2 separate regions of the Homo sapiens genome follow, and region 2 is linked to region 1. A link is an interaction called in ENCODE POLR2A ChIA-PET data of the cell type or tissue named here. Cell type or tissue: GM12878. All regions are shown on one strand. Each heading gives the region's core, and the rest is flanking DNA. Links, peaks and the distances in the headings are about the cores only.

Evidence for each region. ChIA-PET counts read pairs that join two places held together with the same protein. Peaks named below come from ENCODE experiments on the same cell type or tissue, not always from the same donor. Only the 100,000 strongest peaks of a DNase experiment are listed, where the experiment ranks them.
Region 2: POLR2A ChIA-PET joins it to region 1 with 5 read pairs; 2 of 35 experiments call an interaction of 5 or more read pairs at or near these places.

The regions. Positions count from the first base shown.
Region 1 is chrX:44,589,558-44,606,468 of GRCh38, forward strand. No RefSeq gene overlaps it. Among named protein-coding and RNA genes, the nearest start is that of FUNDC1, 55 kb to the left of the region's middle. In GM12878, for the core only: no CTCF peak of the experiment used is centred there; a DNase peak (open chromatin) is centred at 6,914.
Region 2 is chrX:45,130,977-45,147,887 of GRCh38, forward strand. No RefSeq gene overlaps it. Among named protein-coding and RNA genes, the nearest start is that of DIPK2B, 61 kb to the right of the region's middle. In GM12878, for the core only: no CTCF peak of the experiment used is centred there; no DNase peak of the experiment used is centred there.

The DNA of each region.
Region 1 (16,911 bases), core at 5,211-9,210:
TGAGGTCAGGAGTTCGAGACCAACCTGGCCAACATGGTGAAACCCCATCTCTATTAAAAGTACAAAAATTAGCCAGAAATCACTTGAATCTGGGAGGCAGAGGTTACAGTGAGCAGAGATCATGCCGCTGCCCTACAGCCTGAGCAACAGAGAGAGGCTCCATCTCAAAAAAAAAATTACTTCTCTACATATATATTTACCAATATGTAAAACATTTTTTATTTTTTTATTTGTCTTTCTTTTCTTCTTTTTTTTTTTTTTTTTTGGAAATGGAGTCTCACTCTGTCACCAGCCTAGAGTGTAGTGGCGCGATCTCGGCTCACTGCAACCTCCGCCTCCCGGATTCAAGCGATTCTCCTGCCTCAGCCTCCTGAGTAGCTGGGACTATGGGCACGTGCCACCATACCCAGCTAATTTTTTTGTGTTTTTAGTAGAGATGGGGTTTCCCACGTTAGTCACGCTGGTCTCGAACTCCTGACCTCGTGATCTGCCCGCCTCGGCCTCCCAAAGTGCTGGGATTACAGGCATGAGCCACTGTGCCCGGTTTCATTAGTTTTTAGATGTTCATAAATGGTATCACAGTGTACATATTGTGCAACTGGCATTGTTCTCTCAATATTATATTTTTGAGATAGAGCCATATGCTCCACTGTATAAGCATGTCACATTTGTTTATCCATTCCATTATTGACGGACATTTACTTTGTGTCTTTCTTTCTTTCTTTCTTTCTCTTTCTTTCTTTCTTTCTTTTCTTTCCTTTCTTACTTTATTTTTCTTTCTTTCTTTCTTTCTTCTCACAGCATTTCACTCTTGAAACCACCATTGCAAAACTGCAACTGAGACAGTGAAAGAGATTTGACCTAACCAACTCTGTCTTGCTTCTAACCTCCAAGCTGTCCTTGTTCATTCCTGGGCATAGGCTGAACTAACTGTGGGAGGAACTTAGTTTATAGTTTAAAGCAAAGACAATAACAGCCCTTTCCCAAAACAAACCTCCTTCTTGCCTGGGGACTAGACTGCCTTGTAGGACTAAAAAATTAGCCACAAGATTAGAAATTATGGTTTAGGAGTCATGCAGCTAGAGGCTACAAGATTCTGACCCTCTCTAAACTGCTCCTAAGGTCAGTGCTACTTATATTTTGCAGACCCTGCACTTGATGGATCAGCTGGCACCACCCAGATCAACAGACTGGCTCATCTGACCTTGTGGCCCCCACCCAGGAACTGACTCGGTACAAGAGGACAGCTTCGATTCCCTATGGTTTCATCTCCTACCTAACCAATCAGCACTCCTGGCTCACTGGCTTCCTTCCACCCACCAAGTTGTCCTTAAAAACTCTGGTCCCGGCCAGGCGTGGTGGCTGACGCCTGTAATCCCAGCACTTTGGGAGGCTGAGGTGGGTGGATCACGAGGTCAGGAGTTTGAGACCAGCCTGGCCAACATGGTGAAACCCCATCTCTACTAAAAATACAAAAATTAGCTGGGCATGGTGGCAGGTGCCTGTAGTCCCAGCTACTCAGGAGGCTGAGGCAGGAGAATGGCTTGAACCCTGGAGGTGGAGGTTACAGTGAGCCGAGATCGTGCCACTGCACTCCAGCCTGGGCAACAGAGTGAGACTCCATCTCAAAAAAAAAAATCTGGTCCCGGACCAGGCCCAGTGGCTCTTGCCTACAATCCTAGCACTTTGCGAGGCTGAGGCAGGCGGATCACCTGACGTCGGGAGTTCGAGACCAGCCTGACCAACATGGAGAAACCCCGTCTCTACTAAAAGTGCAAAATTAGCCAGGTGTGGTGGCACATGCCTGTAATCCCAGCTACTCGGGAGGCTGAGGCAGAAGAATTGCTTGAACCCAGGAGGCAGAGGTTGCGGTGAGCCAAGATCATGCTATTGCACTCCAGCCTGGGCAACAACAGCGAAACTCTGTCTCAAAAACAAACAAACAAAAAAAAAAAATCTTTGATTCCCAGATGCTCGAGGAGACTGATTTGAGTAATAATAAAACTCTTGTCTCCCGCACAGCCAGCTCTGTGTGATACTCTTTCTCTACTGCAATTCCCGTCTTGATAAATCGGCTCTGTCTAAGTAGTGGGCAAGGTGAACCCATTGGGCAGTTACACTCTGTCACCCAGGTTGGTATGCAGTGGTGCCATCGTGGCTCACTGCAACTTCTGCCTACCGGGCCAAGCAATCCTCATGCCTCAGCCTTCCAAGTAGCTAGGACTATATGCATGTGTCACCATGCCTGGCTAATTTATATATATATATATATATTTTTTTTTTTTTTTTTTTTTTTTTTTGTAGATACAGGGTTTTACCATGTTGTCCAGGCTGGTGTCAAACTCCTGGGCTCAAACGATCCACCCACCTCTGCCTCCCAAAATGCTGGGATTACAGGCAAGAGCCACCACACCCAGTGGGTGTATGTATTTTATTTTATTTTTGAGCATTACAAATGAGCAGATACATAAAAGTTTTTGTTGTTTTTTTTTTGACAAGTTCTCACTGTTGCCTAGGCAGGAGTGCAGTGGCACAATATCGGCTCACTGCAACCTCTGACTCCCAGGTTCAAGCAATTCTCGTGCCTCAGCCTCCCGAATAGCTGGGATTACAGGTGTGCGCCATCATGCCTGGCTAATTTTTGTATTTTTAGTAGAGATGAGGTTTCACTATGTTGGCCAAGCTGGTCTCAAACTCCTGAGCTCAAGTGATCTGCCTGCCTCAGCCTCCCAAAGTGCTGGGATCACAGGCGTGAGCCACCATGCCTGGCCTTTTTCTTTTCCACTCTGTATTCAATGATGTCAGTAGCTAGAAATCAGCCACAGTGGTAGTATTTACACCATAGATATTGGCAAATGCTAGAAAAGAGAACTTTTTATCCCTGCAGAGAGCTAGTGATTACATATTTGCTACCACACTACTGCATATCCTGGTGTTTATGTAAAAAGTTTCTCTAGATTATAGTCACAGAAGAAGAATTTTTAAATCTTAGGATTTTAACATTTAAAATTTTACTATATGTTGTTGAATTGTCCAGGGAAGTGTTTGTACCATTTTATATTCCCACCACCAATGGGAAAGTTCATGATTTTTCAAATCCTCACCAATGCTTGCTATTTATTTTTATCAAACTTTTGGCTATGAACTGGTATAATTATTTGGTTTTTGTTTATTAGTAACAGCCTTATTGAGATATAGCTGACATATAATAGACTGCACGTTTAACCTGTACAAAACTGATGTTTATATATATATATATATATGTGCACCCATAACATCATCACTATATCATGACAGACAATAATGAATATATCTATCATCCTTGAAAGTTTCCTTGTGCCCATTTGTTATTGCTCTGTCTTAGTCCATTCAGGCTGCTATAACAAAAATACCATAAACTGGCCAGATGCTGTGGCTCACACCTTTAATCCCAGCACTTTGGGAGGCCGAGGCAGGTGGATCACAAGGTCAGGTGATCGAGACCATCCTGGCTAACACGGTGAAACCCCGTCTCTACTAAAAATACCAAAAAATTAGCCAGGTGTGGTGGCGGGCGCCTGTAGTCCCAGCTACTTGGGAGGCTGAGGCAGGAGAATGGCATGAACCTGGGAGGCAGAGCTTGCAGTGAGCCGAGATCGTGCCACTGCACTCCAGCCTGGGCAACAGAGCGAGACTCCGTCTCAAAAAAAAAAAAAATATCATAAACTGGTTGGCTTATAAACAATAGAAATGTATTTTTCACAATTCTGGAGGCTGGGAAGTTCAAGTTCAAGGCACCCACTGATTCAGTGTCTGGTGAGGGCCCATTCCTCCTAAAGGGTGCCTTCTCGCTTTGTTTGCACATGGTGGAAGGAAATTGTGCATTTTCAACAGTATGCAAGATTGTTGTATCTTGTTGTTGTATCTTGTTGTTGTATCAGGCAGAATTATGACCTAGTTATTGTCTTTATTTGGAGATTAAGTATGGTTTAAGGAGATACATATGAGTGCCAAGTTGACAAGAGGTGGACTTGTGACTGTTAGTTTTATGTGTCTATTTGACTGGGTTAAAGAATACCTAGATAGCTGGTAAAACATTATTTCTGGGTGTATCCGTGAGGATATTTCTGGAAGAGGTTGGCATTTGAATCAGTAGACTGAGTAAGGTGAGTAAGAAAGATCCATCCTTACCAACGTGGGCAGGCATCATCCAATCCACTGAAGGCCCAGATAGAACAAAGAGACAGAAGAAATGCTAGATAGATAGATAGATAGATAGATAGATAGATAGATAGATAGATAGATAGAGATAGGTAGATATCGTACCACTGTACTCAAGCCTGGGCGACAGAGCAATCATATATATATATATATATATATATATATATATTTATTTATTTATTTATATATTTTTATATATTTATTTATATATTTATATATTTATTTTTTTATATATTTTATATATTTATTTTTATATATTTATATATTTATTTTTATATATTTATATATATTTATTTTTATATATATTTATATGTACACACACACACACACACACACACACACACACAAACACACTATGTTGCCCAGGCTGGTCTCAAACTCCTGGGCTTGAGCTATCCTCCCTTCTCTGCTTCCCTAAGTGCTAGCATTACGGTGTGAGCCACTGCGCCTGGTCTAGTTCATTTTTTAAATTTTTAACTAGTATTCCATTATATGAATATACTACAATTTGTTTATCCATTCACATACTCATAGATAGTAGGGTGATTTCTAGCTTTTGGCTATTACAAATAAAGCTGCTATGTACAAGTCTTCTTGTGGACATAAGTTTTCATCTCTCTTGGGTAGATACCTAAGAATGTTGTTACTGGATCCTGGGCATATATTTAATCTTATAAGACACTGCCAAACTTTTCCAAAGTGGTTGTATAATTCAACATTGTCACTAGCAGAGTATGAGAGTTCCAGTTGCTCCACATCCTTGTCAACACTTGGTATGGCCAGATTTTTTTTTTTTTTTTTTTTTACATTTTAGACTTTATAATATGTGTATAGTGATATCTCATAGTGGTTTAATTTGTATTTCTCTATTGAATAGTCATTATTTTATTGTATTTTATTTTAATTAAAGCCTCAAATTCCTGGGCTCAAGTGATCCTCCTACCTCAGCCTCTGAGTAGCTGAGACAACAGGCACAAGCCACCACTCCCAGCAACTAATAATTTTAAGTATCTTTTCATGTACTTATTTTCCATCTGTATATCTTCTTTGGTGAAGTATCTGTTCAGACCTTTTTCTATTCTTTTTTGGATTGTTTGTCTATTTATTATTCAGTTTAGGAGTTCTTTATAGACTCAGAATACAAGTCCTTACCAGATAAGTGGTTTCCAAATATTTTCTCCTAGTCCATGGCTTGTCTTTTCCTTCTCTTAATAGTGTCTGACCAGAAGTTCTTAATTTTGATGTATCTCATTTTTTTTTTTGGATTGTGCTTTTGGTGTAGTATCACATAAATCTTTGCCTAACCCAAGATCACAAATATTTTTTTCCTATTTAACTGCCAGAGGGGGAAGAAAGAAGATATATTCGATAGAAGACAGTTGAAGAATATCCTTAAAGTACTGGAATTCTATATCCAGTGAAAATATCTTTCAAAATTAAGACAATGTAGCCGGGCGTGGTGGCCAGCACTTTGGGAGGCCGAGGTGGGTGGATCACGAAGTCAGGAGTTCAAGGCCAGCCTGGCCAAGATGGTGAAACCCTGTCTCTACTAAAAATACAAAAATTAGCCGGGTGTGGTGGCAGGCGCCTGTAATCCCAGCTACTCGGGAGGCTGAAGCAGGAGAATCACTTGAACCCGGGAGGCGGAGTTTGCAGTGAGCCGAGATCGTACCACTGCACTCCAGCCTGGGCAACAGAGACAGACTCTGTCTCAAAAAAAAAAAAAAAAAAAAAGGCAATGTAAAGACTATTTTGTACATACAAAACCTGAAATAATGTATTATCAGAAGATCTGCACTACAAGAAATGTTCCAGCCTAGGCGACGTGGCGAAACCCCGCCTCTACAAAAAATACAAAAATTAGTCAGGCATGGTGGCGTGCATCTGTAGTCTCAGCTACTCAAGAGGCTGAGGTGGGAGGATCACTTGGGCCCAGGAGGTAGAGGTTGTAGTGAGTCAAGATCAAGCCACTGCAGTCCAACTTGTGCGACAGAGTGAGACCCTGTCTCAAAAAAAAAAAGAAAAAAAGAAAAATGTTGAAGTCCTCCAGGCAGAAGGGAAATGGTACCAGATGGAAATTTGGATCTATACAAACTTGTAAAGAAGGTACTATATATATGTGGGAGTATACTAGTTTTCTATTGTAACAAATTACCACAAATTTGGTATATCAAAGCAACACAAATTTATCTTTTTTTTGAGATGGAGTCTCGCTCTGTCACCAGGCTGGAGCGCAGTGGCACAATCTCGGCTCACTGCCACCTCCGCCTCGTGGGTTCAAGCAATTCTCCTGCCTCAGCCTCCTGAGTAGCTGGGACTACAGGTGTATGCCACCATGCCCGGCTAATTTTTTTTTTTTTTTTTGTATTTTAGTAGAGATGGGGTTTCACCATGTTGCCCAGGCTGGTCTCAAACTCCTGAGCTCATGCAATCCGCCCGCCTCTGCCTCCCAAAGTGCTAGGATTACAGGCGTGAGCCACTGCACCTGGCCAAATTTATCATGTTACAGGTCTGTAGATCACACATTGATATGTGTCTCACCAAGCTAAAATCAGGGTATTAGAAGGGCTACGTTCTTTTCTGGAGGCCCTAGGGAAGGATTTATTTCCTTGCCGTCTGTCAGCTGAGGGGGTTACCCTAAACCTTTAGAGTTCTGTGGTCCTTGCACATGACCTCCTACATCTCAGAATCTTTCTCACACTTCCATCACTCTGACTCACTCTTTCACTTCCCTCTTCCACTTTTAAGACTTGTGTGATTATATTGGACTTACCTAGTGATCCAGAATAACCTCCCCATCTCAAAGTCCATGACCTTAATCACATCTCCAAGGTCCTCTTGCCATGAAAAGCAACATATTTCACAAGTTCTAGGAATTAGGATGTGGACATTTTTGAGGGATCATTATTCTGCCTACCACAGTAGTAAATATAAATGACCATTTTCTTATTATTTAAGTAACTATAAAAGATAATTGAATGTTTAAAGCAAAAATAAAAACAATATCTTGTGGGGCTTATAAGATGTAAAGGTAAAATATAGGATAACAATAGCACAAAAGCCTAAAGGGGAGAAATAGAAGTGTAATGTAAACTCTTTTTCTTTTATTTTTTTAATTTACATTTTTTAATTTTAGTAGAGATGGTAATATGGTTTGAATTTGTGTACCAGCCCAAATCTCATTTCGAATTTTTTCTTTTCTTCTTTCTTTCTTTTTTTTTTTTTGAGACAGAGTTTTGTGCTTGTTGCCCAGGCTGGAGTGTACTGGCACAATTTCGGCTCACTGCAACCTCCGCCTCCCGGTTCAAGCGATTCTCCTGCCTCAGCCTCCCAAGTAGCTGGTATTACAGGCACTTGCCACCATGCCCAGCTAATTTTTTGTATTTTTTTTTTTTTTTTTTTTTTTTTTTTTTTTTTTTTTTTTACTAGAGACAAGGTTTCACCATGTTGGCCAGGCTGGTCTCAAACTCCTGACCTCAGGTGATCGGTCCGCCTCAGCCTCCCAAAGTGCTGGGATTACAGGCACTTGCCACCATGCCCAGCTAATTTTTTGTATTTTTTTTTTTTTTTTTTTTTTTTTTACTAGAGACAAGGTTTCACCATGTTGGCCAGGCTGGTCTCAAACTCCTGACCTCAGGTGATCGGTCCGCCTCAGCCTCCCAAAGTGCTGGGATTACAGGCATGAGCCACCGTGCCTGGCTCCTGTCAAATTTTAACCCCCAATGTTGGAGAAGGGGCCTGGTGGGAGATGACTGAATAATGTGGGTGGATTCCCCCTTGCTGTTCTCATGATTGCAAGTTTCCTGAGGCCTCCCCAGTAATGCTTCCTATACAGCCTGCAGAACCGTGAGCCCATTAAACCTCTTTTCTTTATAAATTACCAAGTCTCAGGTGGTTCTTTACAGCAGTGCAAGAATGGAGATGGGGTCTTAAGCTATGCTGCCCAGGCTGGTCTTTAACTTTTGGGTGCAAGCGATCCTCCTACCTCAGCCTCTCAAAGTCCTGGGATTACAGGCATGAGCCACTGTGCCTGGCCTAAAGTTCTAATACTAAACATTAAGTAGTGTAATAAGTTAAAGATGTTAACAATTTTAGCTAAGAAATGTACATCCTTGTGCATTTTTCCCTGTATTTCTGAATGAGAACTTCTTTAGTTTTTTATCAATGAAGTGAATTTGTAAGGTCAAAGAACATGTGCTTATTGAGTGTCTTCATTAGAGAGGACGGGTGCAGTGGCTCAGGCCTGTAATCCCAGCACTTTGGGAGGCCAAGGTACAAGGATCACTTGAGCACAGAAGTTCAAGACCAGCCTCAGCGACAAGGTAAGATCCCGTATTTACAAAAAATTTTAAAAATATCCATGTGTACTAGTGTACAATTGTGGTCCCAGCTACTTGGGAGGCTGAGGTTGGAGGATTGCTTGAACCTGGGAGGTCGAGGTGGCAGTGAGCCAAGATCATGCCATTGTATTCCAGCCTGGGTGACAGAGCCAGACCCTGTCTCAAAAAAGAAGAAAAACATTTCACTAGAAATTGCCAAACTGGTTGTATTCATTTACATTTTTTATTAGCAATCAATGAGACTTCCTGTTTTATCATGACAGTACTTGGTGTTGTTAGATTGCTTAACTTTTGTCAACCTCAAGGATATGAATATAATATGTCATTTCATTTTACATATTGAGTATCGTTTCATGTCCTTTCATATGCTTATTAACCATGCGGGTTTCCTTGCCTCCTAAAGGCTTATTGTCCCTTTTTTTTTCTTTTTCCTTGGATTTATAGAAATTCTTTACAGACAGTCTGTATACTAATCTTCAGGCAGTTATGCATATTGAAAATGTCTTTTGGCCGGGCACGGTGGCTCACGCCTGTAATTCTAGCACTTTGCGGGGTGGAGGTGGGTGGATCACTTCAGGTCAGGAGTTCGAAACTAGCATGGCTATCATGGTGAAACCCCGTGTCTACTAAAAATACAAAAATTAGCAGGATGTGGTGGCAGGCACCTGTAATCCCAGCTACTCGGGAGGCTGAGGCAGGAGAATTGCTTGAACCTGGGAGGTGGAGGTTGCAGTAAGCCAAGATCATGCCACTGCAGTCCAGCTCAAAAAAAAGAAAGCCAGGCACAGTGGCTCATGCCTGTAATTCCAGCACTTTGGGAGGCTCAGGCGGGCGGATCACCTGAGGTCAGGAGTTTGAGACCAGCCTGGCCAACACAGAGAAACTCCGTCTCTACTAAAAATATAAAATTAGCCGGATGTGATGGCACATGCCTGTAATCCCAGCTACTCGGGAGGCTGAGGCAGGAGAATCGCTTGAACCCAGGAGGCAGAAGTTACAGTGAGTCGAGATAGCGTCATTGCACTCCAGCCTGGGCAACAAGAGCGAAACTAGGTCTCAAAGAAAAAGAAAAGAAAATGTCTTTTTATTAGTCTCTGGCTTGTTTTTTTTCACATTGCTGATGGTCTCTTTTTTGTATAGATTTAAATTTTTTTTTTTTTTTTAGAGAAGGGGTCTCTGTTGCACAGGCTTGAGTGCAGTGAGATGATCACAGCTCACTGCAGCCTCAACCTCCCAGGCTCAGGTGATTCTCCCACTTCACCCTCCTGAGTAGCTGAGACTACAGGCATGTGCCACCGGCCTGGCTAATTTTTTTGAATTTTTTGTAGAGACAGGGTTTCGCCATGTTGCCCAGGCTGGTCTCGAACTCCTGAGCTCAAGGGATCCTCCTGCCTCTGCCTCCCAAAGTACTAGGATTACAGGCATGAGCCACCATATATTTAAAAAAGTTTTAATTCAGTCAAACTTACTGATCTTTTGTTTGATTATTTATATTTATTTTTACTCTTGCTGGAAAGAAACTACATTTTCTTTTGCAAGTTTTTATTCTCACATTTAAGCCTTTAGTTCACCTAGAATTCATTTTTGTTTAAGATCAAATTGTTTTTCTGTTTGGCTTCAGTTGCCCCAGTATCAGGTCATCTTTTCCCTATTGATTTATAAAGCTACCTTTGCTGTATACGAAATTTCCATAATTTTTTGGGTCTGTTTCTAAATTTTTAAAATTATGTTCAATTAATCTATTTATCTATCTCTGAACTATTAGCACACTGGTTTATTTTACTATAGCTTTGTAATAAGTCTTAATGTTTGGTAGGGCAAATCTCACTTCTTATTCTTCAGAAACTTATTGAGTATTCTACAGAATTTCTTCACATTGCAGGCAGAGTTTTTTTGTTTTTGTTTTTTTTGTAATTGAGATTAGCACTAAGACATTGTGCAGTTCCCACCACACTTGGAAAAATCTGAATTCCTTACCCTGACCTACAAAGCCCTCTGTGATCTACCCTTGATACCTTCCTTTTTTTTGAGACAGAATCTTGCTCTGTCACCCAGGCTGGAGTAGTACAGTGGCATGATCTTGGCTCACTGCAACCTGTGCCTCCCAGGTTGAAGTGATTCTCATGCCTCAGCTTCCGAAGTAGCTGGGGCTACAGGTGCCCCCCATCACGCCTGGCTAATTTTTATATTTTTATTTTATTTATTTTTTATTTATTTATTTATTTTTGAGATGGGGTCTCCCTCTGTTGCCCAGGCTGGAGTGCAGTGGCATGATGTCAGCTCACTGCAACCTCCGCCTTCCGGGTTCCAGTGATTCTCCTGCCTCAGCTCCCCCAGTAGCTAGGATTATAGGTGCACGCCACCAGGCCCAGCTAATTTTTTGTATTTTTAGTAGGGACAGGGTTTCACCATGTGGGCCAGGCTGGTCTCAAACTCCTGACCTCAAGTAATCTGCCCACCTTGGCCTCCTAAAGTGTTGGGGTTACAGGCGTGAGCCACCCCGCCAGGCCTAATGTTTGTATTTTTAGTAGAGACAGGGTTTCACCATGTTGGCCAGGTGAGTATCGAACTCCTGAACTGAAGTGATCTGCCCGCCTCTGCTTCCCAAAGTGCTGGGATTATAGGCCTGAGCCACCGTGCCCGGCCTGCCCTTCATACCTTCTACTGTGTACTTCTAATCTTTTATATGAGTTTTAGAATTCGCTTGTCAAGTTCCAAGGAAATTCATGTTTAGATTTTGTTTTGAATTGCCTTGCATTTGTAGATTTCTCTTTCTTTTCTTTTCTTTTCTTTTTCCTTCCTTCCTTCCTTCCTTCCTTCCTTCCTTCCTTCCTTCCTTCCTTCCTTCCTTCCTTCCTTCCTTCCTTCCTTTCTTTCTTTCTTTCTTTCTTTCTTTCTTTCTTTCTTTCTTTCTTTCTTTCTTTCTTTCTTTCTTTCTTGTTTTTGAGATGGAGTCTCACTGTGTCACCCACTCCGGAGTGCAGTGGCACGCGATCTTGGCTCACTGCAACCTCCCCTTCTTGGGTTCAAGCTATTATCCCTTCCTCAGCCTCCCAAGTAGCTGGGATTACAGGCGCCTGCCACCACGCCTGGCTGATTTTTTGTATTTTTAGTAGAGACAGGGTATACATACATGTGTATATGTATACGTACACATATATGTGTATATGTATACGTACACATATATGTGTATATGTATACGTACACATATATGTGTATATGTATACGTACACATATATGTGTATATGTATACGTACACATATATGTGTATATGTATACGTACACATATATGTGTATATGTATACGTACACATATATGTGTATATGTATACGTACACATATATGTGTATATGTATACGTACACATATATGTGTATATGTATACGTACACATATATGTGTATATGCATACGTACACATATATGTGTATATGCATACGTATACGTATGTGTATATGCATACGTATGTGTATATGTATATGTGTATGCACACATATATGTGTATATGTGTATGCACACATATATGTGTATATGTGTATGCACACATATATGTGTATATGTGTATGCACACATATATGTGTATATGTGTATGCACACATATATGTGTATATGTGTATGCACACATATATGTGTATATGTGTATGCACACATATATGTGTATATGTGTTTGTATACATATATGTGTATGTGTATGTATACATATATGTGTATATGTGTGTATATGTGTATGTATACATATGTGTATGTGTATGTATATATGTATATGTATACATACATGTGTGTATGTATGTGTATATGTATACATACATGTGTGTATGTATATGTTTATGTATACATACATGTGCGTATGTATATGTTTATGTATACATACATGTGCGCATGTATATATGTATATGTATACATACATGTGCGTATGTATATATGTATATGTATACATACATGTGCGTATGTATATATGTATATGTATACATACATGTGCGTATGTATATATGTATATGTATACATACATGTGCGTATGTATATGTATACATACATGTGCGTATGTATATGTATACATACATGTGCGTATGTATATGTATACATACATGTGCGTATGTATATGTATACATACATGTGCGTATGTATATGTACATATATGTGCGTATGTATATGTACATATATGTGCGTATGTATATGTACATATATGTGCGTATGTATATGTATACATATGTGCGTATGTGTATGTATACATATATGTGTGTATGTGTATGTATACATATATGTGTGTATGTGTATGTATACATATATGTGTGTATGTGTATGTATACATATATGTGTGTATGTATATATGTATACATATATATTTGAATTTCTTTTTACCTTTTTAAAAGGGAAGTTGTTTAAATAAACTAAGGTTCAAACATATAACTTTAATATTAACAAAGACAAAATCAACTATAATTTTGCATGCCTTCGTGATAATTGAAAGGAATGAAAATTTAAATTAGAGGTTAGTGAAAATAAGTATTTTTTTTTCCCTGTTATGTTTATAGACTCCTTAAATCTACTCAGAGACTCCTCTGGAAACTGAGAAGTCCATGGATCTTAGATTAGGAACTCCTAACTTGAGCAAAACAAAAAAGGCTTGGGAGTTTCCAGAATAGACTGGAATTGAAATGTCCATGGGTACGGCCAACTTAAGATGGGGGACTAAATAGAAGAAACATTGTAGAAACAAAAAAATGTATGCCTTACATTCTTTTTTTTGAGACAGAGTCTTGCTCTGTGGCCCAGGCTGGAGTGCAGTGGCGCGATCTCGGCTCACTGCAACCTCCGCCTCCTGGGTTCAAGCATTTCTCCTACCTCAGCCTCCCGAACAGCTGGGATTACAGGCGCCCACCACCACACCCCGCTAATCTTTTGTATTTTTAGTAGAGACGGGGCTTCACCATGTTGGCCAGGCTGGTCTGGAACTGCTGACCTCAAGTGATCCACCCGCCTCCGCCTCCCAAAGTGCTGGGATTACAGGCAGGAGCCACCGGCGGCTCCAGGCCTGCCCCACATTCTTTAGGTCCACAATGACTAGAAAATATGTCTGAAGTCAGAGCCTCAAGGTGCAATTAGCAATTAATGAGAAAACTTGAAAATAATATGAACGCTATTGGTATACTATCACACCTGGTTAGATAAAAAACAATTTAGGGCTGGGAGCAGTGGATCACGCCTGTAATCCCAGCACTTTGGGAGGCGGAGGCCAAGGCGGATGGATCACCTGATGTTGGGAGTTTGAGACCAGCCTGACTATCATGGAGAAACTCCGTCTCTACTAAAAATACAAAATTAGCCGGGAGTGGTGGCACATGCCTGTAATCTCAGCTATTCAGGAGGCTAAGGCAGGAGAATCGCTTGAACCCAGGAGGTGGAGGTTGTGGTGAGCCAAGATCGTGCCATTGCACTCCAGTGTGGGCAACAAGAACGAAACTCCGTCTCAAAAAAAAAAAAGAACAATTTAGAAAATATTTACAAACCATTTCCCAGGCCAGGCGTGGTGGCTCATGCCTGTAATCCCAGCACTTTGGGATGCTGAGGTGGGTGGATCACTTGAGGTCAGGAGTTTGAGACCAGCCTGGACAACATGGTGAAACTCCATCTCTACTAAAAATACAAAAATTAGCCAGCCGTGGTGGCGTGCACCTGTAATCCCAGCTACTCGGGAGGCTGAGGCAGGAGAATCACTTGAACCCAGGAGGTGGAGGTTGCAGTGAGCCAAGATCGCCCCACTGCACTCCCGCCTGGGTGACAGAGACAGACTCCACCTCGAAAAAAAGTTAACTTGTAACCTCAAAACTGTAAATGTCCATTATAGGAAATTAAAATTATTAAAATGTAAAAGAAGGAGTTATGTAATTCTTAAATGTCATAAAAGGATATTTACAGTGACTTTTTTGTCTTTTCATAATGTTTTGTATTTTCTTTCAGTTTTTTTGCTATTAAAATACTTCATATATGTGTATGTGTGTATATATATATATATATATATGTATTTTTTTATTTTTTATTTTTTTGGTGAGACAGAGTCTCACTGTGTCACCCAGGCTGGAGTGCAGTGGTGCAATCTCAGCTCACTGCAACCTCCACTTCCTGGGTTCAAGTGTTTCTCCAGCCTCAGCCTACCAAGTAGCTGGGACTACAGGCGTGTGCCACCACGCCCAGCTAACTTTGTAAAATACTATGTTTTTTTTCCAGGATGGAAGGCAGCTAAAAAGACGAAAAAAAGCAGTAAAATACTGTATTTTATACAATTGCATTTTATAACTGATTATTGGGTTTAGGAATATTACTATTATTATAGTGATCTTGTATTCAGCAACTGTGCTAAACTAATTCTAAATATTGTCCTCGTTTTCTATCTGGACAAATCATATTGTCTACAATTAACAGCACTGGGTCTCTTCCTTGGCAATCTATGCTTCCTAATTACTTTTCCTTTCTTATTACATTGGCTAGGACAACTAACACAATTTGGAATAAATGTAATTATTATGGGCACATTTGTCTTATTTAAAAAGTTAATGTGGCTGGGCATGGTGGCTCATGCCTGTAACCCCAGCACTTTGGGAGGCCAGGGCTGGCAGACCACTTCAGGCAGGAGTTTGAGACCAGCCTGGCCAACATAGAGAAACCCCGTCTCTACTAAAAATACAAAAACAATTAGCCGGGCATGGTGGCTCATGCCTGTAGTCCCAGTTACTCAGGAGGCTGAAGCAGGAGATGGAGCAGAGCCCAGAAGGCAGAGGTTGCAGTGAGTGGAGATTGCACCATTGCACTCCAGCCTGGGCTACAGAGCGAGACTCTGTCTCAAAACAAAAAACAAACAAACAAAAGTTAATGTTTCTTTATTTTCACCATCAAACAGGAAGTTTGCTCTAGGTTTTTTCAGATACCTTTCTCAAGGTAAGGCCATTTCCTACAGTCTCAGTTTGCTATAAATTTTAATCCTGAATTACTGATGAATTTTATCATATCTCTTTTCTATCTACTAACATGACCCTGCAGTTCTTTTTTAAAAAAATTTGTAGATACAGGATCTCACTATGTTGCCCAGGCTGGTCTTGAACTCCCGAGCTCAAGGGATCCTCCCACCTCAGCCTCCCAAAGTGTTGGAATTACAGGTATGAGCCATCGTGGCTGGCTGAGTTCTTCTAATCTGTTAATATGGTTAATTCTGTTGGTAAAATGTTCTGATTTTCAACAAGTCTTGCACTCCTGCCATAAATCCTACCTAGTCATATTATATTATTTTTTTAATTCAGGGTTGCACTTAAGTTGTCATTATTTTATTTCAGATTTTGGAATTTGCAATTAGATGTAAAGTTAATCTATAATTTTCTTGTTCCTCATAAAATACATTAAATAGCTCTCTCTTTCTATTATCTGATATAGCTTGCATAAATGAATCTCAAGGATTTCATAAAACTCACCTGTAAAACTATCTTAACCTGGGACTTTGATGATTTATGATTTATTACCAATTAAATTTCTCTCCATGGTTAGTAGTCAGTCTCCTCACATCTTCTATTTCTTCTGTTTTTTTTTTTTTGAAACGGGGCTCCCTCTGTCACCCAGCCTAGTCTATTTCTTCTTGGATCAACTTTGGAGATACATATATATATATTTAATATGTTAATTAAACATATGTATTTAATTACCCATTTATATGTTCTTTATTGGCACAAATTTGTTAACAGTGTTATCTATTATTTCTGAATTTCTACATTAATTTAATAATAATTGCTTTCTATTCCTAATTTTGTTTTACTCATTTTTTTCTTGATCAGTCTTGCTAGAGATTTATCTTCGTAAATTTGTGAAGAAAATTTTCCGTAAGTATTTTGCATAAAAAATGTTGTCTGTTTTTTCCCAGGAATTTATTTTGTTATTTGTAGTATCTATATTGAGATTTTCTCATTTAAAAAGTAATACTTGCTCAGTATTTTAAGATTTTAAGAGTAACTGTTGAATGTAGCAAGTGACCTATTTGCTTATTTATCATTAGCTTTAAAAGTATGATCTTATAATACATACTGTCTTACACCTTGCTATTATCTTGTATGATATTTCCTTTTTCAAATAAAGATATTTTACTTACAGCCAGGAAGTTATTAGCCTTACTAATAGTAATTTAAACCTGAACTAAATTAACTAATCTGCTAACTTGTTATTTTGGCTACAGACATTAACCTTTGACCTGCAATATACATCACATTTAAGATGAATCTTACAATGCATGTAAACATTTAACTCTGCTGTTTTAATTTACAGGGATGAATAATAGAAGACTTTCTTTTTCTTGGATTAGCTTAATAACAGCTCACATTTCATCCTTCAGTATGTTG
Region 2 (16,911 bases), core at 8,233-12,232, 540 kb after region 1:
TGTGAGATCAAGTCCTTGGGGCAATGAAACAATAAGTTACCGACAGTCATAGATAACACAGCAAAATGTTTTGTAGAGACAGCAAGCAAGATAGCAAACATGGGGCTGATTGTATAATATGAATAGTAAATATAAGAAGTGCTTAAAAAGAGAGAGTACTGAGAGGCAGTGGCTATAGAAAAGGCCTCCAAAAGGAGGTAGGTTTCAGCTGAATTTTGAAGGATGATGAGGCCTAAGGAATCCTGAACAGGGAAAAGAGCAAATGTAGGAGTGGGCTTTGGCATGGGATCTGGTGGGACATTCAGGTTAGTGGCCATGGCCCCTGCAATCTGACCTTGTGGCTTGGCACATGAAGATTTTCTGGACTGTTCTAGGATGGAGCCCATCCTGGGAGTTGATGGTGTGACATGAGCATGAACAAAGGTCCTGATATCATTAAAGCAGTATAGCATGGTGGTTAGGCACATGGACTCTAGAGTCAGACCTAAGCTCAAATTCCAGGTCTACTGCTGCCTAGCTGTGTCCACAGGCAAGTTACTTACTGCTATGGACTAAATTGTGTCACCCCAAAATTCATATGATGAGGCCCTATCCCCTAATGTGATGATATTTGGAGATGGGGCCTTTGGGAGACAATTAAGTTTGGATGAAGTCACAAGTGTGGGGCCCTCATAATTGAGATTAGTGCGCATATATGAAGAGACACCAGAGATCTTGCTTCCTTTCTCTCTGTCTTTTCCATGTAAGGACACAGTGAGAAGGCAGCCCTCTGCAACCCAGGGAGATGGCCCTCACCAGAACCCAACCATGTTGGTATCCTGATCTTGGACTTCCAGTCTCCAGGTCTATGAGAAAATAAATTTCTGTTGTGTAAGTCAGCCAGTCTATGATATTTTGTTATAGCAGCCTGAGCAGACTAAGATATATACCTTCTCTAAGCCTCAGTTTCCTCACCCATGAAAAAAATATAATATTTACCTTCAAGGGCTTATGTGGGGAGTAAATACAGGCAAAAAACAAACAAGCAAATAAACAAAAGTCAGAATGGTTCCTGGCACACAGTAAATACTCAACAAATCTGCTATGAGAGGTTAGGTGAAATTACTGTTAGGGACTAGAAATAGGGGGCAGGCTGAATATCCAGGAATTATAGTGAATGCAGGGTACCCTCTTTAGCATCAGAAATTCTGCAAAGGAGACTAAATCAATCTCCTTGGTCTCCATGGCATGGGGAGTAATCGGTAGTTTTTATTCCATACCCATCATTAATGATCCCTTCTTGAGTGCCATAGGACAGCTAAGAGACAAATGGATAAGACAGGGTCATCCATGAAGACGTTCTGTCTTAGTCCCTTTGTGTTGTTATAAAGGAATGCCTGAGGCTGGGTAATTTAGAAAGGAAAGAGGTCTATTTGGCTCACAGTTCCGTAGGCTGTACAAGAAGCATGGCACCAGCATCTGTATCTGGTGAGGGCCTCAGGAAGCTTCCACTCATGGTGGAAGGTTAAGGGGAACGAGAATCACATGGCAAAAGAGAGGGAGGAAGAAGTGAGAGAAGAAGGGAGGAGGTGCCAGGCTCTTTTTAACAACCAGCTCTTATGAGAACTAATAGAGTGAGAATTCATTCATTACCACAAGGATGGTACCAAGGCTTTCCTGAGGGATCCACCCCTATGACCCAAACACCTCCCACCAGGCCCTACCCCTAACACTAGTCATCAAATTTCGAGATTTGGAGGGGACAAATATCCAAACTATATTAGGTTGGTTGAAACTCCACCCATGGTGTCCAAGTCATTGACACTAGACTTGTCAGGCTACAGGCTGAAGAAACTCAGCCAAGCACAAAATTTTAATTAAAAATTAAAAATTTGAGCCCAATCACAGCTCCCATTGCCATCGCGTTTTACCGCCACAAGACCCAGATGCCTTTCGACTGTTAGAAGAACTGGACAGCTTACTTGATTGGGACAAATCAGGACAGCTTCTTTGACACTCTAAATTTATCTATGAGCTGGACCTCTGGACATGAGACCATGCCCCCAGTGTTCTGTTGCTCTTGATGGACTCAGACTTAACTGCCATGGTTTTCCCCCTGGAGAAATGGATTCGTCAGTAAAACAGCGGTGTGCATAAGTCACACAAAGACCTTTACAAGAACATTTGTAACAGCTCATTTTTTAAATTCTTTAAACATTTTTTTATTTTTAATTTTCGTGGGTAGATGTATATATTTGTGGAGTTCATGAGATATTTTGATACAGGCATACAATGCATAATAATCACATCAGGGTAAATGGGGTACCCATCACCTCAAGCATTTATCTTTTCTTTGTGTTACAAACAATCCAAGTTTGCTTTTAGTTATTTTAAAATGTACAGTAAATTATTGTTGACTATAGCTACCCTGCTGTGTTATCAATAGTAGGTCTTTCTCATTCTAACTGTATTTTGTACCCATTAAACATCCTCACTTCCCCTCCCCAAACCACTACCCTTCTCCACCTCTGGTAACCATCCTTCTACTCTCTGTCTCCACGAGTTCAATTGTTTTAATTTTTAGATCCCACAACTAAGTGAGAACATGCGATGTTTGTCTTTCTGTGCCTGGCTTATTTGACCTAGCATAATGACCTCCAGTTCCTCCCATGTTGTTGCAGATGACAGGATCTCATTCTTTTTGATGGCTGAATAGTACTCTGTTGTGTATATATGTACCACATTTTCTTTATCCATTTGTCTGTTGATTGATCAATAATAGGTCTAAACTGGGAACAACCCAAATGTTCTGGAATGGCTGAATAGATAAGCAATATCTGATATCTCCATACGACAGAATTCTACTCAGCAAGAAAAAGGAACAAAGTACAGATACTTTGTTTTGAGGATAAACCTCAAAAACATGCTAAGTGAAAGAAGCTAGATCCAAACGAGTACATACTGTATGATTCCATTTATGTGAAGTTCAAGAACAGGCAAAACTAATCCGTAGCACGAGAATCCAGAATTACTGTTACCTCTGTTGGAGATGAGAGGGGACACAGTATTGATTGGGAAGTTGCATGGAAGACATTTCTTGAGGAATGGAAATGTTCTATATCTTAATTATGTGTGTGTGCATGTGTGTATATATGTGTGTGTGTATATATATGTATATGTACGTGTGTGTGTATGAAAAATTCATCAGACTATATACTGAAGAAGTACACCTGTTATGGTGTCTAATTTATACCTCAATTAAAAGGAGAAGAAAAGAAAGAACAGGAGTAGGAAGTGGGAAATTAAGCCATCAATAAACCCAACAAAGCACAAAACAAGGCTAGCAGGATCTGCCATGCAGGCTTATCCTCTGCAGTGGGGAGACAGGCAGCTGTAGCGTGGCGCTCCTGTGAATGGAGCCAGTGTTCTGGGCTCAGAGGCCTTGCTTGGCCGCTTCCTGCTGGGGCCTGTTGCAGAGTTCACCCAAGGTTGGTGGGAGGTCGGCTTGACTTGATCTTGTGGCAGGATTGGCTCTAACAGGCCACAGGCTCCTCAGCCACCAGAAACGGTTATCAGACAGTCTTTCTGGGAAGACAGATAATTTTGTAAAAATTACAGGAGCTTTTGCCAACCGCATTTCGGCCTCTTAACTTTCTGGCAGCTGCTTCAGGAGCATCACAGAGCTGGCTGAAACAGTTTCCAGAGCACAACAGAGTGGGCATTAATCCCACAGATTTGCTGCCAAACAGGGAGGAAAAATGGCAACTTAAAAAAAGACAAAGAAATTAGTCGGAGGCTGAGATTGCTTTAATGAAGGGCCAGAATATCTCCCAAAACCACAGCTGAGTTCTGTATTGGGTGCAGTGTCCTATTCTCAGAGGACTTGGCTCTTCTGATTTTCTAAACCATAGATGAGGAAGAAATTATTGTGAACACAGCTCTCGATTTTTCTCCCCTCCCCTTTCCTCTATCCTGCCACATTCCTAGCTCCCACTAACACTGTTATGTTGCTTGGTTGCTCCGTCTACAGTGAGCTACATGTTCAATGAGCAGACATCATTTGTTCCCTTTCATTCAGCCTAGAGTTGTCCCTGCTTCTGTTTGATTCCTCCTGTTGGTCCTGATGGTGTGATGGCAAGTCGGATTTCTCTCTCCCTCTGTTTTTTCCTCCTTCTCTCCCATTTCATGCATTCAACATGTATTTTTCATGCATCTATCCATGAAAAGCTCTATTGTGGACATCTGTGTGGACAATTACTCTTAATAGAACAGTAAGCAAAAATTGTCCATATGCAACCTAAACAAAAATTACTTTATATATATCAGTCTTGCCCCCTCCTCCCTTTCTATGAATACGCGAAGGTGATATAAACTCTAGTTCCCCATACAAGTTGATATGGTTAGGCTGTGTCTCCACTCAAATTTCATCTTGAATTGTAGCTCCCATAATTTCCAAGTGTTGTGGGAGGGACCTGGTGGGAGATAATTGAATCATGGGGGCAGTTTCCCCCATACTGTTCTCATGGTAGTGAATAAATCTCATGAGATCTGATGATTTTATAAGGCGTTTCCCCTTTCATTTGGCTCTCATTCTCTTGTCTGCCACCATGTAAGACATGCCTTTTGCCTTCAGCCGTGATTGTGAGGCCTCTCCAGCCACGTGGAACTGTAAGTCCATTAAACCTCTTTTTCTTTATAAATTACCCAGTCTCAGGTATGTCTTTATCAGCAGAGTGAAAATGGACTAATAATACATAAGTCATGACTCTAAGAAGCAGCATACTATCAAATGGAAATCCAGGAAAAGCAAGCTGCAGATTTAAGACTGAAGCAAGTAAAACAAAACGAATGATCAATGTGAAAATCATTTTTTCCAGCTTTCATTGTTAGTTACCCAGTTTCTGAAATTTTTCTGAAACTTTGTGTTGTTGAGTTTTTTTTTAGTTCCTGGGACTTGAAAATAAATGTCAAAACTGGTTCAGACTTTTTTTTTCATATTTGGCCATTATGAAGGCATGCACAACAATTCTATCAGGTTTTATCTCAGTTTGAAAAAATAGTAATGTTGCTGCCTTAGATGAAGTCTGTCTCAATGTCAAGGCTAAGGCCTTGGTCAAGTCTTCATTGGCCAAACTGTCGCGGGTATGGCTGCTTTTTTCTCACCATGGAGAAATTCCCATGCTTCAAAAATGTCTTTATTTTTTTCGTAATAAAAGCAATACACCTGGATGATTTTCATTGTTTTCTTAGACCATGTTGACATTTTTATATAATAAACACATTAATATTATTAATATATAATAAACAAAAAATATTTTTTGGCTGGGTGCGGTGGCTCATGTCTGTAATCCCAGAACTTTGGGAGGTTGCAGCGGGAGGATCATGTGAGTCCAGAAGTACGAGACCAGACCAGTCAACAAAGCAATACCTTGTCTGTTCTCTTTCTCTCTCTCTCTCTATATATATATATATTTATATATATATTTTTATATATATTTATATATATTTACATATATTTATATATATATATTTTTATATATATTTATATATATTTATATATATATTTTATATATATTTATATATATATTTACATATATTTATATATATATTTTTATATATATTTATATATATTTATATATATATTGATATATATATTTATATATATTTATATATTTATATATATTTATATATATATTTATATATTTTTATATATATTTATATATTTATATATTTATTTATATATTTATATATATTTATATATATTTATATATATTTATATATATTTATATATTTATATATATTTATATATATTTATATATTTATATATTTATATATATTTATATATATTTACATATATGTACATATTTATATATATATTTATTAATATATATATTTATATATTTATTAATATATTTATTTATATATATGTATATATATATTTATTTATATATATGTATATATTTATATATATTTATATATTTATATATATATTTATATATATGTATATATTTATATATATTTATATATATTTATATATATATTTATATATATTTATATATTTATATATATTTATATATATTTATATATTTATATATATATTTATATATATTTATATATATTTACATATATGTACATATTTATATATATTTATTAATATATATTTATATATATTTATTTATATATTTATATATATTTATATATATATTTATTTATATATATTTATATATATTTATATATATTTATATATATTTATATATTTATATATATATTTATATATATTTATATATATTTATATATTTGTATATATTTATATATATTTATATATTTACATATATTTATATATATTTATATATATATTTATATATTTACATATATTTATATATATTTATATATATTTATATATTTACGTATATTTATATATATTTATATATGTTTATATATTTATGTATATTTATATATATTTATATATGTTTATATATATTTATATATATTTATGTATATTTATATTTTTATATATATTTATATATATATTTTTATATATATATACATGCACACACACACACACACACACACACACATAATATGCTCCAAAAGAATACTTGTTAAAGACAGAAGAGTAAAAATAATTTTTAAAGAATCAAAAGCCACATGATCTAAATCCAACCACTGTTAATATTTTGATATCTTTACTTCCAGTCTTATTTCTGTGCAAAAATATTTATTGAAAAAAAAGAAGCCAAACACAAGAAACAAAAACAAAAAGAGCTTGACATCTGTAGAACATTTTGTGACTTGTGGGTTTCATTTAGCATTTGGTCATAAGCATTTTCTTATTGCATTATAACTTCTGTATAAGAAGTATTTTAATTTAGTTGTATATGTAATTGTGTGGATACCACTATAATTACTTAGCCATTTCTCCACTCTTGGGTATGTAAATTATATACAACTCTTTGTTATCTAAAATAATGATGTAATTATAGTTTCAATGCATAGATCTCCTGTTTATTTTATTTGAAAAATTTTTAGTGTTGCATTTACAAACTTTTTTAGCAAAGTTATAGATAGTATATAGTCTGGAGAGACATACAGATCTGCAGTGTTTGTTACAAAACCCAGCAATCTCTCATCTCTCCTTCACCATTTGCCTTGCCACACGGCATCTTTTAGCTAATTACGTTGCATACTTACTTGCCACTTTTCTAAATAACGGGTTTGAACGGAAACTTCTCAATTTTTTTCCATTGTAGGCATTGTCTATTGAATCTCCCCATGGAAGATGATTTGTTTTGCTTTATTTTTCTTCTTCCTGGCCCCCTCTTCCCATGCACATCCTTCCCATACTCCCAATATCAATATATCATTATTTGGTTAAATCAGTATTTTGTGTTTAAATAACTACGGTTATGTCAACACCATCCAAAGCTGGGCCATGAGGTCTACAAGGCCCACTTTTTCTTTCCTGCATATATTTTTGTTTCTCAGAAGTTCTTAATTGTGTTGTTAGTGCCTTACTTGGTTTTCTATGTATTTATCATGAGTTCAAATCCAAATTCTTCACTAGTTGTCTAAATCTTCTCTCAAAAAAGTCAGACATAGGTCAGGCATAGTTCATGCCTATAATCACAGCTCTTTGGAAGGCTGATGTGGGAGGATTGCTTGGGGCCAGCCTGGGCAACAGAGCAAGACCGCATCTCTACGAAAAATTAAAAAATTAGTTGGGCCTGATGGTGTGTACCTGTGGTCCCAGCTACTCAGGAGGCTGAGGCGGGAGGATCCTTTGAGCCTAAGAGTTTGAGGTTACAGTGAGCTATGATCACACCACTGTACTTTAGCATGGGAGGTAGAGCTAGACTAGACCCTGTCTCTATAGCAAACAAAGAAACAAATAAACAAAGCCTTCAGATATATTGGGTTTTTAACGGTTTCATCTTTCTGAAGGAATGGCTCTTGAAGCCTTCTGACCTGCTCCCCTGTGGATGGGGTGGTCCCATGCCTGGTACACAGCTGTCTCCTAGGATCCCATTCCCCTCTCTCCTGTGTTGGAGCCCTTGTTTCCTACAACTCAGGTCTCCTTTATCTTGGTCTACTGCACACTTTTTAAAAAAATTTTTTTTTATTTTGAGACAGAGTTTCACTCTTGTTGCCTATGCTGGGGTCTAATGGCGTGATCTCGGCTCACTGCAACCTCCCCATCCCAAGTTCAAGTGATTGCCTTGCCTCAGCCTCCTGAGTAGGTGGGATTACAGGCATGAACCACCACGCCCAGCTAATTTTGTATTTTTCGTAGAGATGGGGTTTTCTCCATGTTGGTCAGGTTGGTGTCGAACTCCCAACCTCAAGTGATCCGCCTGCCTCGGCCTCCCAAAGTGTTGGGATTACAGGCATGAGTCACCGCACCTGGCCTACTGCACTCTTTTGATAAAGCATATCTTCCAATATCCTTAGCAATCCTTCCTAAGACAGGAGGCTTGAAAACAAAAATATTTGTGAACTTAGATGTCTGAAATTGATAGTTAGCATAGATATAAAATTGATTGATAGTTTGCTTGGAAAAGTAAATTCAAGGTTGAAAATAATTTTCCTTCAGAATTTTGAAGTCATTGTCTTCTGGCTTCTGGTGTTTTTGACACCCCTCCAGTCCCTGCCATATCTATTGTGATGGGCATTCCAAAAGTCCTTCCAATGGAAACACTAATGGCCTTTAATTATGGGAAATCAAATTTTCTTGTTGATTATTTCCTTCTGTGTGTGTGTCTGTACGTTTGTATCTCTGTGTTTATGTGTGTCTGTGCATGTCTTTGATGTTTATGTGTCTTTGTGTGTGTGCCTCTGTCACTTTGTGGTGTCTGTGTTCATGTACACATCTGTGTCTGTGTGCGTCACTGTGTTTGTGTTTGTCACTGTGCGAGTGTGTTTGGAGCTCCTACTATTTGGACTAATTCTGTAATTTTTTTTTTCCTCTTGCTTTTAGACTGACTTTTTGCTCTACTTTCTGGGAGTTTTCCCACTGGTCAAACATGGGAAAATTTGGAGCATCGAAATAAATGGTAAGAATATATTATAATCCATCAAGTAAAATAAGAATCTGCTACTCCATACTTATATAAATGTATTAATAAATAACTAAGTAGGGGAAAGGAAAAGTTTTTTTTTTTAAAAAAGAATGTCGACTAATAAATGTAGAAGGAGTAATAGAATTAGAAAAACACCATTTTGCAACATCATAGTAATAATTGATTCAGGCAAGAATCATCAATGATGTTAAAATGAATGGGTAGAAGTTTGATGAATACAGGATATTTACAGAGTCTCAAAGTATTTTCTCTTCAGTTATGTATTAACTTTAAGTGGAGAAACCTAGCAGACCTCAGCTTAACCAAGTGAACATCACCAAAAATGGGACAAACTGACCTCAAATATCTTCTGTTAGGACTGAGAAACTATTCTAGATTAAAGAGAGAGAGACTAGAGAGACACAATAATTAAATGCAATATGTGATCCTGGATTGGATCCTGGGCCAGGAAAAAACAATTTCTATGAAGGACATTATTGGTGAAATTGCCAAAATTTAAATAAGGGCTTGTTAAATTAAGTTTAGTCTAAAGCTGCCTCCTTACATAGTTTATGTTCGCTCTGTCGCCCAGGCTGGAGTGCAGTGGCACAATCTCGGCTCACTGCAACTTCCACCTCTAGGGATGAAGCCATCCTCCTGCCTCAGCCTCCCAAGTAGCTGGGACTACAGGCATGTGCCACCACACCCGGCTAATTTTTGTATTTTTAGTAGAGATGGGGTTTTGCCCTGCTGGCCAAGCTGGTCTCGAACTCCTGGCCTCAAGTGATCTGCCTGCCTCGGCCTCCCAAAGTACTGGGATTACAGGCACGAGCCACCACACCCAGCAATTTAGGTTTTGCCTAAAGGTTTCTCTCTACACAGTGAACTGTAACCTAACTGGATGTGTAAACAGACTGTAAAGTACTCTTGTAACAAGTAGCCCGCGTTTCAACCAGTCACAGCAGCTGAGTTTCAGCCAATCACAGGTGGCCAACTGTTTAAGCCTATGCAAATAAGGGAAACACTGAGCTGTAACCAATCCAGTTGTTTCTGTATCTCACTTCCGTTTTCTCTACCACACTTTCCTTTTTCTGTCCATAAATGTTATCCAACCATATGGCAACCCTGGAGCTGCTCTGAACCTATTCTGGTTCTGGTGCTGCCTGATTCTCAAATTGTTGTTTGCTCAGTTAAACTCTATGAAATTTAATTTGTCTAAAATTTATCTTTCAACAGGCTGTAGTTAGATAATAGCATTGTATCGATATTCATCTCCTGATTCTGACAATCATACTGGTTAGGTAAGACTATATTTGGTTTTTAGGATATATACTCTGAAGTATTTAGGCGCACATCTGTCACTTCTCTAAAATGGCTCAGAAAAAAATGGGTGGGAGTTGGGCAGGGTGGTCGGGGGAGAGCATGAGGAGGAACATACATGGAGGGAGAGCGAGATGGAGGAGGGGAGGGAATGATAAAGCAAACACAAGAAAGAAGCAAACAATTGGGAATATGGATTTGTATTTTTCCTTCAACTTTTCTAAAGGCCTGAAATTATTTCGAAATAATGTTAGAGGGGGGGAAAACCCCAGAAAATAAAAGGAGTGGGAAATTAAAAAGATGACTGGGTGCTCTGGACAGCCAGTGGGGTTTGCTAGCTGTGACCTTCCCCGTGAGGACCTGGCTGGGTAGGAGGGGTGGTTGAGGGGCTTCTGATGACAGGTCTTTTGCTCTTTACCCTGGGGGCTCTCTCTTCCGTTCTCCTGCCTGGAGGTGAAGGCCCGGCTGCCAGTGCAGGTGAAGATGGGGAGCCCACAGCCAATGTGCACACAAGTCCTTGATCCCCTAGTTTTCAGTGTGACTTGCCACCCCGATATCTCCTTATTATCCCTGAAGACCTTTGATTGACTCTCTCTAGGAAAGGAGACTCCAATCTTTTGTTGGTCTTGGAGGACCATTACCTGGCTAGGAGGAGTAGGGAGACCGAACCGGATCCAACTGCTTAGAACAGCCTTTTGAATTTCATCCATATTTCAGCTACCTCTTCCCCCTCATTTCCTGAGGGATCTAGTGCCATTAATTCCTTAACCTTTTGAGGGATTTTGTGGTATAAATCAGGTTGGTTCTCAGCATTCTTTGCTGCCAGTTTAGGATTTAGTTTTTTTGGTCCTGCTAAGTTATTTGCTTTCCAGCTTTCAAAATTGTGTTTCTATTTTTCTCCTCTCTCATTTTCTCCTGTCTTGTAGTTTATGCCTATTAAAAATTCCACTTACTTTCATTTTAGTAGGGGTTACAAGTGTTCAATCCATGATTTTTAACAGCCAGTCTGTGCATAAATCTCTCTGCATTCTTGATGACTTCCTTTGGATAGCATCCCAGAAGTGGAATTACTGGGTAGAGTGTGCCATCCTTTTTGAGGCTCTTGATGAACTTTGCCAAATTGCTTTTCAATAGGATTATATTCTCACCAAGTTTCCATGACTTGCCTCTTTTCCTGAATTTTTGCCTGCCTTGCATAGGATCCCTTACACAAATGAAATATTAAAATATTTGTTATTTTGACAAGAGGAATATGAACTCAGCTTGGCACAAGCCTCTTTAAAGGATGACTTTTTAAGAGAGAAGCTCCAGGTATGGGCAGGAGGCAGAAAGTCGGATTCTGCTAAATGGGCCGAGGTGGGGTGTGGGGTGAGTTTCAACTCATTCTCGGTGTCCTGTCTACAAGAGGCACTGTGGTCTGTGTGTAGAAGGGAAGGAATTGGAAATGAGCATGTGGAAGGCCCAGGTCTCTGTTGCTTTCCAGGGTGGTAGGGGTAGTCCTGGTTCTAGCATGGGCATATTCACTTGGGCAAATTAAATAAAAGAAAGGGAGAGAAAGAGCAATAACAGTGAAAATGAGGCAGTGATGAATCTACTCAAGGAGCATTACCCTAGAATAAGACCTAAATGGGAGCCTGGAATCTTCCGTTTAATCCTACTCAATTTCTATGTGTTGTCGGGACCATCTTGTCACACAGGTAATGCTTTAGTGTTTTGAGATATGCATTTGCTTTTATACAGCATGGCCCAGATATACAAGTCAACCTCTTCCACTTCATACACTGATTTTTTTTTAATTTTTATTTTGGAATAATTTTAGACTTACAAAAAAGTTCCAGAATAGTATACAGAGTTCCTTTATACCCTTCACCCAACTTCTTCTCTTTTTTTTTTTTTTTTTTTTGATTCAAATAGAGATGGGGTTTTGTTATGCTGTCCAGGCTGGTCTTGAATTTCTGGGCTCAGGGGATCCTCCTGCCTCGGCCTCTCAAAATGTTGGGATTACAGGCATGAGCCACTGCTCCCGGCCAACTTCCCTTCATCTTAACACCTTACATAATCATAGTACAATGATTGAAACTAAGAAATTAACACTGATAAAATGCTATTTACTAATCTATAGACTTTATTCAAATTTCACCAGTTGTCCCACTGAGAAAGAGAAAAGCAGCTCATGCCAGCTGGGAACTGACTTGGCATTATCAGTTAGGCCTTACCCTCGGTGTCACTCAGAGCTGGCTTGGCCCTTGTAGCTTGGCCTTTGTGGTCTCTTTGAACATAAACAATTTCTCAGAACGCCATCAAACAAAGCTGTTCTGTGACCAAGATAGATCAAGACAAAACAAGGCCACTCTGTACTCTTGTCTGAACACAAACAACAATGTGAACATTGTTCAAACAGAAATTACCGAAACATCCCCTTATCCTGGTTAGTATGAGAATAGGAGTGACTGCTGTGACTTTACTAATTAGAGCTTTAGCCATGCTTCATTTCCCCTGTCCTATAGATAAGATTTATTGATATATTCAAGCATAGAATTACCCACACTCCCTGACAGCATCCAATCCAGAGCATTACAAATGAGCAGATATATAAATTATTTATTTATTTATTTATTTTTTGAGACGGGGTCTCACTGTCACCCAGGCTGGAGTGCAGTGGCATGATCTTGGCTCACTGCAACCTCTGCCTCCTGGGTTCAAACAATTCTCCTGCCTTAGCCTCCTGAGTAGCTGGGATTACAGGCTGGCGCCACCATGCCCGGGTACTTTTTGCATTTTTAGTAGAGATGGGGTTTCGTCTTATTGGGCAGCCTGGTCTTGAACTCCTAACCTCAAGTGATCCACCTGCCTCGGCCTCCCAAAGTGCTGGGATTACAGGTGTGAGCCACTGTACCTGGCCTAAATGATTTATTATATCCCCTTCTTTTTTATATGAGAGGTAACATCCTGTAAATATGCTTTCGCGTTTTGCTTTTCTCCCCCTCACTTAGCACTGTATCCTGCAATTCATTCCCTATCAGGTCATAGAGCTTTTCCTCATTCATTTGTACGGCTGCACAGCCCTCCATTGTGTAGATGAACTGTAGTTTTTTCAACCACTCTCCTATGTACAGCCATATAGGTTGGTCCCAATATTTTGCAGTTACAATGAATAACTTTGCTTATTCATTGCAAATATTTGCTAATTCATTACTCAATTGCAATGAACACCATGGCAATAAACAACTTTGAAGCACTGACTTTTGAAGAGGGACTGGTGCGGGATCTGAAGGCACACGTGTCTGCTTCCAGAGCCAATGCTCCCTCTGCAATGGCACACTCCCTCTAGAGTCATTGTCCAGGACTGACACTATTCCCTGGTCCCTTGACTGGGACAGGAGTGTTCCTGTCTCCTTATTTGATTCTAAAAGAGCTGTAATGGGTGGGCCACTTGCACAGGCTGCCTAGCCTACCTTTGCTGGTCGATTACTTTGTTACCTTTTTTTCATTTTTTATTTTTAGAGACAAGGTCTTGTTCTGTCACCCAGGCTCCAGGCTAGAGTGCAGTGGTGCAGTCACAGCTCATTGCAGTGTCAGCCTCCCAGGCTCAAGGGATCCTCCTACTTCAGCCTCCCGAGGAGCTGGAATTTCAGGCACATGCACCACCACACCTTGCTAATTTTTTTTTTTTTTTTTTTTGGTAGAGATAGGGTCTCACTATAGTACCCAGGCTGGTCTCGAACTCTGGGCTCAAGTGATTCCCCCGCCGTGGCCTCCCAAAGTGCTAGGATTATGGGTGTGAGCCACCATGCCTGGCCTAAGCTGCCTTTTTTTTTTTTTTCAAATTATACTTTAAGTTCTGGGATACATGTGCAGAATGTGCAGGTTTGTTACATAGGTATACATGTGCCGTGGTGGTTTGCTGCACCTAAGTTGCCTTTTTGAAGGGTCATTATATCTGTAAATGCCATGGCCCCTTCCTGTGTGTTGACCCTTCCACACAGCCCACGACCGTCTTTCAACAATGTCATAAAGAGAGGCAGACATGGGCGGGTGCTATGGCTCACATCTGTAATTCCAATACTTAGGGAGGCCAAGGCAAGAAGATTGCTTCAGCCAAAGAATTTGAGACCAGTCTGGGCAATAGAGTGAGACCCTGTTGCCTCTACAAAAAAATTTTAAAAAATTAGCCAGGCGTGGTGCTACCACTGCACTCCAGCCTGGACAAAGCCCTGTCTCAAAAAAAAAAAAAAAAAAAAAGAGTGTGGACAGGGCAGAGAGTATACTTGTGTGCATGTGAGCATGTGAGCTCATCTGTGCCAATATATGTGAGCAACAGGCCCCAAGGTGGGCAGAAAAGTCACATCATCATGAACTGGCAGTGAGGCTGTGGTTTTCAACAGGCCAAACTGCATTCCTCGTTTCTCTTCACGTACTGAGCATGGATGGACTTCTTCAGGCCCCCAACATTACCTGCTTAAAGAGGATCCCCTTCTGAGCCTGGCTGAGGGCTGGGCTGGGGAGCTAAGGTTAGTGGCTGCTCTGCTGCCATTCATGATCCACCCAGAATTTAGCTGAGGGAGGGAAGAAAAATGGCCCCAGTCAGACTGTCTAGCAGCCTGAGGCTTCCTGGTGGCTCCTCTGAGCGGAAGTAGAGGCTTGGGGTGGGGACAAGAGTCCCTCCCAAGATGCTGCTGCGCTTGCCTTGGCTGGGCCAGGAACCCTTTCTGCCGCGGGAGACCCTCTGCTCTTTCCCTACATTTGCCTTCAAATATCGACCTCCCGTGTGTGCCGGGCTCTTGAGGGACATTATGTTATTTACACAGGATAATGACTCAGAAAGGATAAATCTTTTTCTCCACGTTTTATGGATGGGTAAATGGAGGCTCAGAAAGACTAAGTAACCTGCCCAAAATTACACAGTAACCAGCAAAGTCATGATTTGATACTAGGTCTGTCTGATTCCAGAGCTCTAGATCTTTCCAAAAAAGACCACACATCTAACAAAGTATTTATTTTAACTCCAGAAGAAATGTTCAGGCTCATGGAATCACTTATAGGCAGAAGTCAGATGCTACAGGGGAGGACTGGGAAAGCAGGAGACCTAAAAATTGTCATTTCGTGCAAATCACTGAAATCACTTTCCTTGTTTGAAAAGATCTTGCCTGCAGGGCTGTGGTTTGGCTCTCCTGATGGCTGCAGCTGGTGAAGTCTGTTTTCAAAGGTCAGTTCCTTTGCCCCATGGTGGTTGTTATTTTTATTTAATTTTAATTTTTTTTTTTTTGAGATGAAGTCTCACTCTGTCGCCCAGGCTGGAGTGCAGTGGCGCAATCTCACCGTAGCCTCTGCCTCCCGGGTTCAAGCGATTCTCATGTCTCAGCCTCCTGAGTAGCTGGGATTACAGGCAGGTGCCACCACGCCTGGCTAATTTTTGTATTTTTAGTAGAGGCAGGGCTTCACCATGTTGGCCAGCCTGGTCATGAACTCCGGACCTCAGGTGATCCTCCTGCCTCAGCCTCCCAAAATGCTGGGATTACAGGCGTGAGCCACCATGCCCGGCCTAAATATTTTATATATTGCTGCTAGTCCCACACCTACTCCCCTGGGATGTGGAGGTCAAATGAGACCCCAGCAAATGCTGAGAACACTCTATGCCAAGAGTAGGGAGAATTAGTATTTACAGGCACCCAGGGTCAGCTTTGTGGACCTGCAACCAATGCAATCACAGGCGGCTTGAGCTTGGTTTAATGTTCTGCTGTCTTGTCTTGCGATTCTTAATAATTGTTGGACAAGGGACCTCACGCTTTCATTTTGCACCAGGTGCCACAAATTACGTAGCCTGTCCTGCAGGCTTAAAGACAATGGCTGACATAATTCAGAAAAATACCCTAACGCCTCGAATCAAATTCCAGGGGACTGAGAATACACAACACATAATTTCGTTCTACCTGAAGTCACTGGAGTGTTGATTCTCCTGTCTCCTGGCTATTGAAGGGAAGGCACAGTTCCTGAGGAAGTGGTTCTATCCCATGTAAGGCCAGTACGGTGTATGAAGTACTCCAAGTGAAAACGGCTAAAGAACTCAATCATTATCCTCAGCAAGAAATTTCCCAGCATCTGCTCTGGTTGCTATGGGGAACACTTGAGGCCAGGAGTTTGAGACCAGCCTGGCCAACATGTTGAAACCCCATCTCTACTTAAAACAAAAAACACAAAAACAAAAATTAGCCGGGAGTGGTGGCACATACCTGTAACCCCAGCTACTCAGGAGGCTGAGGCATGAGAATCGCTTGAACCTAGGAGGCAGAGGCTACTATGAGCCGAGATCGTGCCACTGCACTCCAGCCTTAGCAACAGAGTGAGACCCTGTCTCACAAAAAAAAAAAAAAAAAAGAAGAAGAAAGAAAAAGAGAAAAGAAAGAAAGAAAGAAAAAAAGAATGCAGAGGAAGCAGGATGGGCAGAGGGACATTAAACTGTGAGGCAGGCTCATGAGTCTTGATCAGCTGGGTGGGGAGTTCTGGAAGGAGGATTGCCTATTAGAGTTGTTGCTCAATGGGCCAAAATTGCGGGGCC